2 separate regions of the Homo sapiens genome follow, and region 2 is linked to region 1. A link is a contact called in ENCODE Hi-C data. All regions are on one chromosome and are shown on one strand. Each heading gives the region's core, a stretch centred on a gene start or an enhancer-like site at or near the end of the contact. The rest is flanking DNA. Distances are from core to core; before and after follow the strand shown.

What was found. A loop is a pair of places that touch in the nucleus more often than their neighbours do. Pooled maps may share reads with other maps.
Region 2: a loop to region 1 is called in a map of ascending aorta, with 4 times the contacts of the local background. The contact joins two enhancer-like sites. A Hi-C loop is called at or near these places in 3 of 168 maps with a recorded cell type or tissue (aorta, ascending aorta and lower leg skin) and 6 of 50 pooled maps.

Annotation. Positions count from the first base shown.
Region 1 is chr2:128,420,842-128,424,303 of GRCh38, forward strand. The region is part of intron 1 of LOC105373611 (a long non-coding RNA gene); the gene reads left to right. Among named protein-coding and RNA genes, the nearest start is that of HS6ST1, 100 kb to the left of the region's middle. Within about 2 kb of position 1,915, at least 5 of the 41 ENCODE cell types and tissues checked have a DNase peak (open chromatin) inside an H3K27ac peak, as active enhancers do.
Region 2 is chr2:128,464,758-128,468,219 of GRCh38, forward strand. All of the region lies in intron 1 of LOC105373611 (a long non-coding RNA gene), which reads left to right. Among named protein-coding and RNA genes, the nearest start is that of HS6ST1, 150 kb to the left of the region's middle. Within about 2 kb of position 1,719, at least 4 of the 41 ENCODE cell types and tissues checked have a DNase peak (open chromatin) inside an H3K27ac peak, as active enhancers do.

The DNA of each region.
Region 1 (3,462 bases), core at 665-3,164:
CAGCACAAAACAGACGAAGACACGAACTTTTGCCAGTACCAGGATTTCCGCCCCCAGGCCAGCCCAGGCTGCATCTGTTGTCCTGGTATAATTATTAATAGCACCCCTCCCCAGATTGTCTTGGCTGGAATAATACATTTTGTGGCCCACGCTTCCTGCTGCCCCTCAGGTGTGCTCTGGGCTCCCCTCTCCTGGGCCCAGAGGGTGGCTTGGGGCCAGGGATCACTTCCTCTTGGCATTGCCTCTGTGCCTCACTGAGGGCAGCTGCCTGGGCTCTCCAGCTCAGTTACTCTCCTCCATCCATTTTCTAGATTCCAAAATGTATTGCATTCTTGGATTTGCTGCTGTCTTCTCTCCCATTCTCTCAGTCCTTATGAGCTTATATATATATATTTAAATCTATTGATATCATTTTAGTGGTGTGTTGTGAGAGAGAGCTGACAATGCATGTGATTGATCTTCCCTGTGTATGTGTGAGTCTGGGGTCATGCACGACCAGTTGTAAGAATTGTAGTGCTCCCGCTCACCCCAGCTGTGGCCGCTCAGAAGTTTACCTCACACGTGTTTTCTGTGTGCTGTTGTGTGCGGTTTGCTGGCTCCCGAGGCATTTACAACCCATGAGGTGTTTGTGGATGCCTCCTACGCACCTGGCAGTATGCTGGCGAAGGGCATGGGGCACTGGGCAAGATGGTAACTCCTGCCCATGGGGGGCTTATGTTCTGTGGAGGACAGCAGGTCTTGGGCGGTAGTGCCAAGGCAGGTAACACACTGGCTTGAGATAAGCCTGCTGGGGCTAGACACTGTTAGGGGTGCAAGGCTTAAAAGGATGGCTTCAGCAACAGGAATTCTGAAGCTTTGTGAAAAAGAAAGTAGTCTGATGTCCCTCAAAGCCTCCTCCCTTTTCTTCTTACCCTGCAGTGGGCCAGAGATGCCAAAGGGGCCACCTCCTGCCTCCTCAGGAAAATCTACAGCAGCTTTTGATGAGCTGGTCAGGGATGGTTCTAGTTCATATCAATGCAGGACTTTTCTTGGCCCCTTCGCCAGACTCGCGGCAGGGGTGCCTGGTCTACTCGGCTCGCTGTTCTCAGCCCCTTGCAGGAGGGAGCACTTGAGCAAGTGAGTGCAGGATCCAGCCGGCCACTCCACTGACACAGGAGCAAGCTCTGTGCAGGGCCCGCAGCCAGACCAGGTGTGTGGCTTCGAGGGGAATGCAGCAGCGCCCAGACAAGGGTAGCCATGACCCTGAAGCCCCAGAGAGGGTATTAGCATGCTAATTAGCTCTTTTAGTTCTGCCATCCACAGCCCGATGGATGGTGGTGCGTTAGCAGCTCAGTCAGCCCCTTGCCCCATCTCATGGGGCAGCTGTCCTCCACTGGTGAGGGCATAGGGCCAGTGTGACAGCCTCTCCGGGTACCCGCACTCGGTAGGTCCTGAGCTCTTGTCCAGCATCCAAGAAGAATGAGGTCACGTTTGATGATTGAAGGATGGTGAGGGTGGAGAATTTTATTGAGTGATGAAAACAGCTCTCAGTGGAGAGGGGAGCTAGAGAGGGGATGGGAAGGGCAGGTCATCTTCTCCCAAAGTCAGGAGGTCTCCTCCCCAAAGTCAGGCTGTCTTCCCTCTACTGACTGAGTCTAGGGTATTTATAGGTACCACATAGGGGCCGGTGGGCCACAGGTAGTATTGGAAAAGGCAACATTCGATTGGTTAAAAGGCATTATTCAGAAGGAACCAACTGGGAGAGAGCAGGCAAACAGGAATAGAAGTTCTCACTCTGGTCTGTGGGTTTCAGACTGTTTTTGGCTTGAATGTCGGGTTTCACTGGGGACCTGCCCCTGTCTGCCTAGGATTTCTCTCCTTCCTGCTTCTATTAATATGCTCTTGGAGCATAGTGAGAATTTTCTTTCGTTGAGTCAGATTTGCTTAAGGCATGATGAGAACATGGTGGTGGAGCCGCTGGCACTTCTCCTAGTGTCTAAGGAGAAAGAATTGAGTTCAAGGCAGATCCTCCTCTGGCCCCAGCAGATCAAGTGTGACCCAATTTCATTCACTTCAGATGAGTTCCTTGAGCCTTCGTTGCACATTGCCCTGGATTAGTTTTCTGTGCTGTGTAACAAATCGCCAGGACACAGCAGCTTAAAGAAACACCTATTTTTTTGCTCCTCCTTCTGTAAGTCAAAAGTCCAGCTTGCTGTGGCTGAGCATCCTGCTCAGGGAATCACGATGGGAGAATGAAGGTTTTGATTGGACTGAGTCCTCTTCTGGAGGCTGGGGGCGGGGTGGGAAAACTCTTCCTAGCTCATTCTTTGTTGCCAGGACTCGGTTCTTTGTGGTTGCAGGACTAAGGTGCTGTTCCCTTGCTGCTGTCAGCTGGGGCTGCTCTCAGCTTCTGAAGGCTGCTGCACCGTTTGCCAGGTGGCCTGTCTGTCTTCAGGCCAGCAAAGGCACAGAGAGTCCTTCTCATGCTTCCAAGCTCTGACTTGCTCTTCTGTCGCTAGCAGAGGAAGGACACTCTCTACTTTAAAGGGCTCATGCAGGGGCTGGGCGTGGTGGCTCATGCCTGTAATCCCAGCACCTTGGGAGGCCGAGGAGGGTGAATCACAAGGTCAGGAGTTTGAGACCAATTTGGCCAATATGGTGAAACCCCATCTCTACTAAAAATACAAAAATTAGCTGGGTGAGGTGGTGCGAGCCTGTAGTTCCAGCTACTTGGGAGGCTGAGGCAGAAGAATCGCTTGAACTCGGGAGGCGGCGGTTGCAGTGAGACTGCGCCACTGCACTCCAGCCTGGGCAGCAGAGGGAGACTCCATCTCAATAAATAAATAAATAAATGGCTCATGCAATCAGGTCAGGCCCACCAGAACCATCTCCCAATCTTAGAGTCAGTGTGTCACATGATAGAACTTAATCTCAGGAGCAAAGTCCATCATATTCTTAGTCTCAGGATTATGCAGGATGTGCACTCTTGGGAGTTGAAAATCTGAATGGCTACATGAGTTCTGGTCACCACATGCCTTGAGCTAGATTCCATGTGGGGCAGGGACTTGGTCTGGGCCCTTTGAGAATGTGCTGTGTCCAGGGACATGAGACCAACACAGGTGAACTCAGCCTGGGATATGGAGGGAGTGTCTGGAGAGCTGTCATGAACTAGCTGGGAGAGCTCTCTCCCTCTCCCTGGGGCTCAGCATGTAAATGGCTAAATTGGGATGGACAAACTGGCCAACTGTGATTGCTTGGTAGTGGCTGTTTGGGGTGCTCTATTGAGCCTATGAGGTTAGCCTGGGCCCTGGCAGGGAAGCATGTGGTGATTGATTAGCTATGTCTGTCAAGGACATTGGGTGGGAGGCCAATCGTTCTCTTGTCATCTATTTACTGAGCCTGGAATCAGTGACTTTTCAGCCTTTTCAGTTCATGTATTCAGCACAGAATCACTGATGCCTCCTCTGTGCCGGGAGAATTCTT
Region 2 (3,462 bases), core at 469-2,968, 44 kb after region 1:
GTGCAGGCTGACCTATCATCAGCCTGCAAACCAAGGGTTCTAAAAGGTCACAAAAGTGCCAGCTATGCCTCCATTCCTCACTGCTCTACCTTGCAATAAACAAAACAAAACAAAAAACAATGCTACTTAGAAGGGCAGAAAATCCAGCTTCTATAGATTAAAATAAACACAGAAACACCATTTGAATATAATTTTGCATATCTGTATATGTAGGAAAATACCTAAATACCAACAATAAAGTAGGATTATAGACACTTTCAAATTTTCCTTGTATTTTCCTGCATTTTCCAATTTTTCAGAGTTGAGACCTATCCTTCTGGTGAGATGAAAACTATGTTATGAACTGGTTGGGGAGTGCATTTTCCTCTTATAGGGCTTAGTGTGGGGCTGGGCATCTACCGAGAGCCTCTGATGAATTTTACATTCAATCTGTGAAGCACTAAAGGAGGATGCTTAGGGTCTAAGCAAGGAAAGGCCTCACCAAAAGAGAACAGAATGCCGAAGGGGTCCTCCTGCTGCCCCCCTTCCTGCCCCCACTCCTCCAAATTGTCCCAGCCTCCTGATGTGTGAGTGCTGGGCGCTGGGAAGGAGCTGCCTGCAGAGGCCTGGGTGCAGGTGGAGCTTTGTTTTCCTGGGCTGGGCCAGGTTGTCCTCAGTGTTTGCCCTGTGGGGCAGTATGGGAGTGGCACCCTCCCCCTGGCTTTCTTCACCCGCCAGCCTCCCTCTCACTTTCCCTGGCATCAGAACTGAGACTCTGCACACCCAGCTTTGCCCCTGTGGGTTCCTCTGCCTGATGCCCACTTTCCCATGAAGCTGCTTGGGTGCTGCCTGTCTTCTTTGAGAAACCACTCTGGGACACTCCAGGAGAAAGAGCACCTGCCCCCTCAGGATGGTCCCCAAGCTAGTCTGCTGCTTCTGTTCCCTGTCTGTGGGTTCTGAGAGGGCAGGACCTCATCTGTCCTGCTGCCTGATGAATCTCTGGGGTGTGCAGTGCCAGGGGGCTTCTAGGAGCCCTGCCCTGCAGGGTGGGGAAGGTTATGACCTGGATACCAGCAGGACCTCACACATCTGTCCCCTGGGGAATGGCACATTGGTCCCATCCGTAATGTAGCTCTAAGAAGATTCATGTCACCCCTACACTTGCAGGATGAAGTGCACATCCCTGGCAGGGCCTTCAGGCCCTCTGGACTGACCTTTCTCCTGCTCTGAGGCCCTGGCCTTCTCAGGATGCTCCTCACCCTCATGCTGAAACCACCTTTGCAAATGTATGATAGTAAGAAAAATCTGACATGGTGGACTCCATCTTGCTTCTATGTCTTTGCTCATTCCTTGGTGGGTGTGGGCCAAGCTAACTTTGTGAGAATTTGATTTATAGTTTATTTTTTTATTTTTATTTTTTTTGATTTATAGTTTAAATGATAATAACCCTTCTCCCAAACTGTTCTTGTAAAACTAATGAAAATCCATCAAGTTAGGAGGATGAGAGGGGCTTGAATTTTCAATAATTACCAGTTCATTATTCTGGAGGTCATAAGACTTGCAACTTCCCCAATTATTCTTGCAGATAACATCACTATTGTAGAACCAAATGTTATGGGCTCTTCGGGATGTCACTTTTCTGGCTGGAAACCTCTGTAGCTGGAGATGCCTTTGCCCAAGTTTTGCTCAGGCCTGCTGGGCTCATTCCACCCACTTGGCCTAGCAGGCTGTGCTTGGCTCATGCTGCCAGCCTGGATCCCATGCCTGCCAAGGGCAAGCCAGGCATGGAGCAATAAGGGGTGTGTAAGTGAGTGAGCCTGGAGTCCAGCCACCATGCCCAGTCAGGCACACTGGCTGCTGCAGCAGGGTAGGCAGCTCCGGGTGCAGGCATGGGCACTGGCTCTCTGTGAGGTTGTGGCTGGACCAGGCACACCACAAGCAGCTTCCACGGCTGCCACTGGGGAACACAGTAGCACCTGGAAGCTTGGAGAATCCAGGAACTACAGGGCTCCAAAGAGGGAGTCACAGCCCTACTTCCAGGAACTCCTAGTCTGGGCTCCCCAAAGGGCTGCAGCTCTTCTCACCTTCTCACCTGCAATGTGGTGAGCAAGAGGCATGTTTTAGCCCTGTTTATGTTACAACTCTTTTAGACCTACCATTCAGCAGGTCCCAAGTTCTTGTCCTGTGTCCAGGAAGAAGGAGGCAAGCAGACTCCTAGAGTGAGTAGCTCCTCTCTGCAGATGGTTGTCTCAATGTCTGCTCAGCTCTGGCTGAGCCTGGGGCTTTTATGGGCTTCAAAAGGGAGAAAGTCCACGCCAGTTGGTCTGTGGTCAGCTGTTGGTAGCCATGGGCGGGCCCAGGAAAGACACCACAAGTTCCCACTCTGGTCCATGGGACTGGCAGCCCAGCCCCCAGTCTTCAGGCCCTCCCTGGCCTGAAGGTGGGGCCTCACTGGGAACCCTTCCCCATCCACCCAGGAGCCTCTCTGCCTCCTGCTGCCATTCATAGTGCCCAGGCTATTCATGCCAGGGGTGCCTGTAGGCCATCGCCGAGCTGCCTTCAGCCAACCCTTAACTTCCCTCCCATGCTTCTTGGCACCCAAAGTCCAGAGAGGGCCAAGCCAGCAGGGGGTTGGTGTGTCAGCACTGCCCTGAGTGTGCGCACACCCAGCTGGGCTATATCAGTGCCTGGGCTTGGCCCCAACCCCACTTGAAGATTGGAGTGGGAGCCAGGAGTCAGGAGAGGCCAGGCAGTGGGAGCAGACAACTCAGCCTTCAGGGGCAGGAGGGGGCCTTCTCGGGACCCTGAGAGTGCAAAGATGCCTGGCTCTGCAGCTGTGGCAAAGGCAGGGCTCCTGTCTGCTCCCGGTCCCTCCAAGAGCACAGGGAGGCCTGGTTTCGCAGCCACAACTTGGGCAGCTGTAGCTGCACCCGGGGAGCTCCCGCCCCACCAACTTGTAAGGGGCAGGGCTCCCACTTATCCCTGGCTCCTACTGGCTCTGTGGAGTGTGCAGTCCCAGCTGTGCCTCCCTGCTGGAACCAGCATGATGGCAGTGGCCTCTCCAGATGAGCCGCTGCTGCTGTCACTAAGTTTGGCCGTTTGAGATGTCTTTTTAGGTTTTCACATTTCTGATGACTGTGACTGGACCTGCAAGCCAGTCCTGTGGCCCCACCCAGCAGCCGACTCAGCACAAGAGGACAGCTTCCATTCCCTATGATTTCATCTCCGACCCAACCAATCAGCATGCCTCCTACCTTAGTCCCCTGCCCACTAAACTATCTTTGGAAAACCTCTAACCTTCAGGGAGATTGATTTGAGTAATAACTTTGTCTCCTCAATGGCGTGGCTGGCCTCACATCAACTAAATTCTTTCTTTACTGCAATATCATGGTCTTAGTGTGTTGATTTTGTTTGTGTAGCAGGCAGGAAGAACCCATTGGCTGATTACAACACTAGCAGCATTTTTGGCCTGGAGTGTCCTCT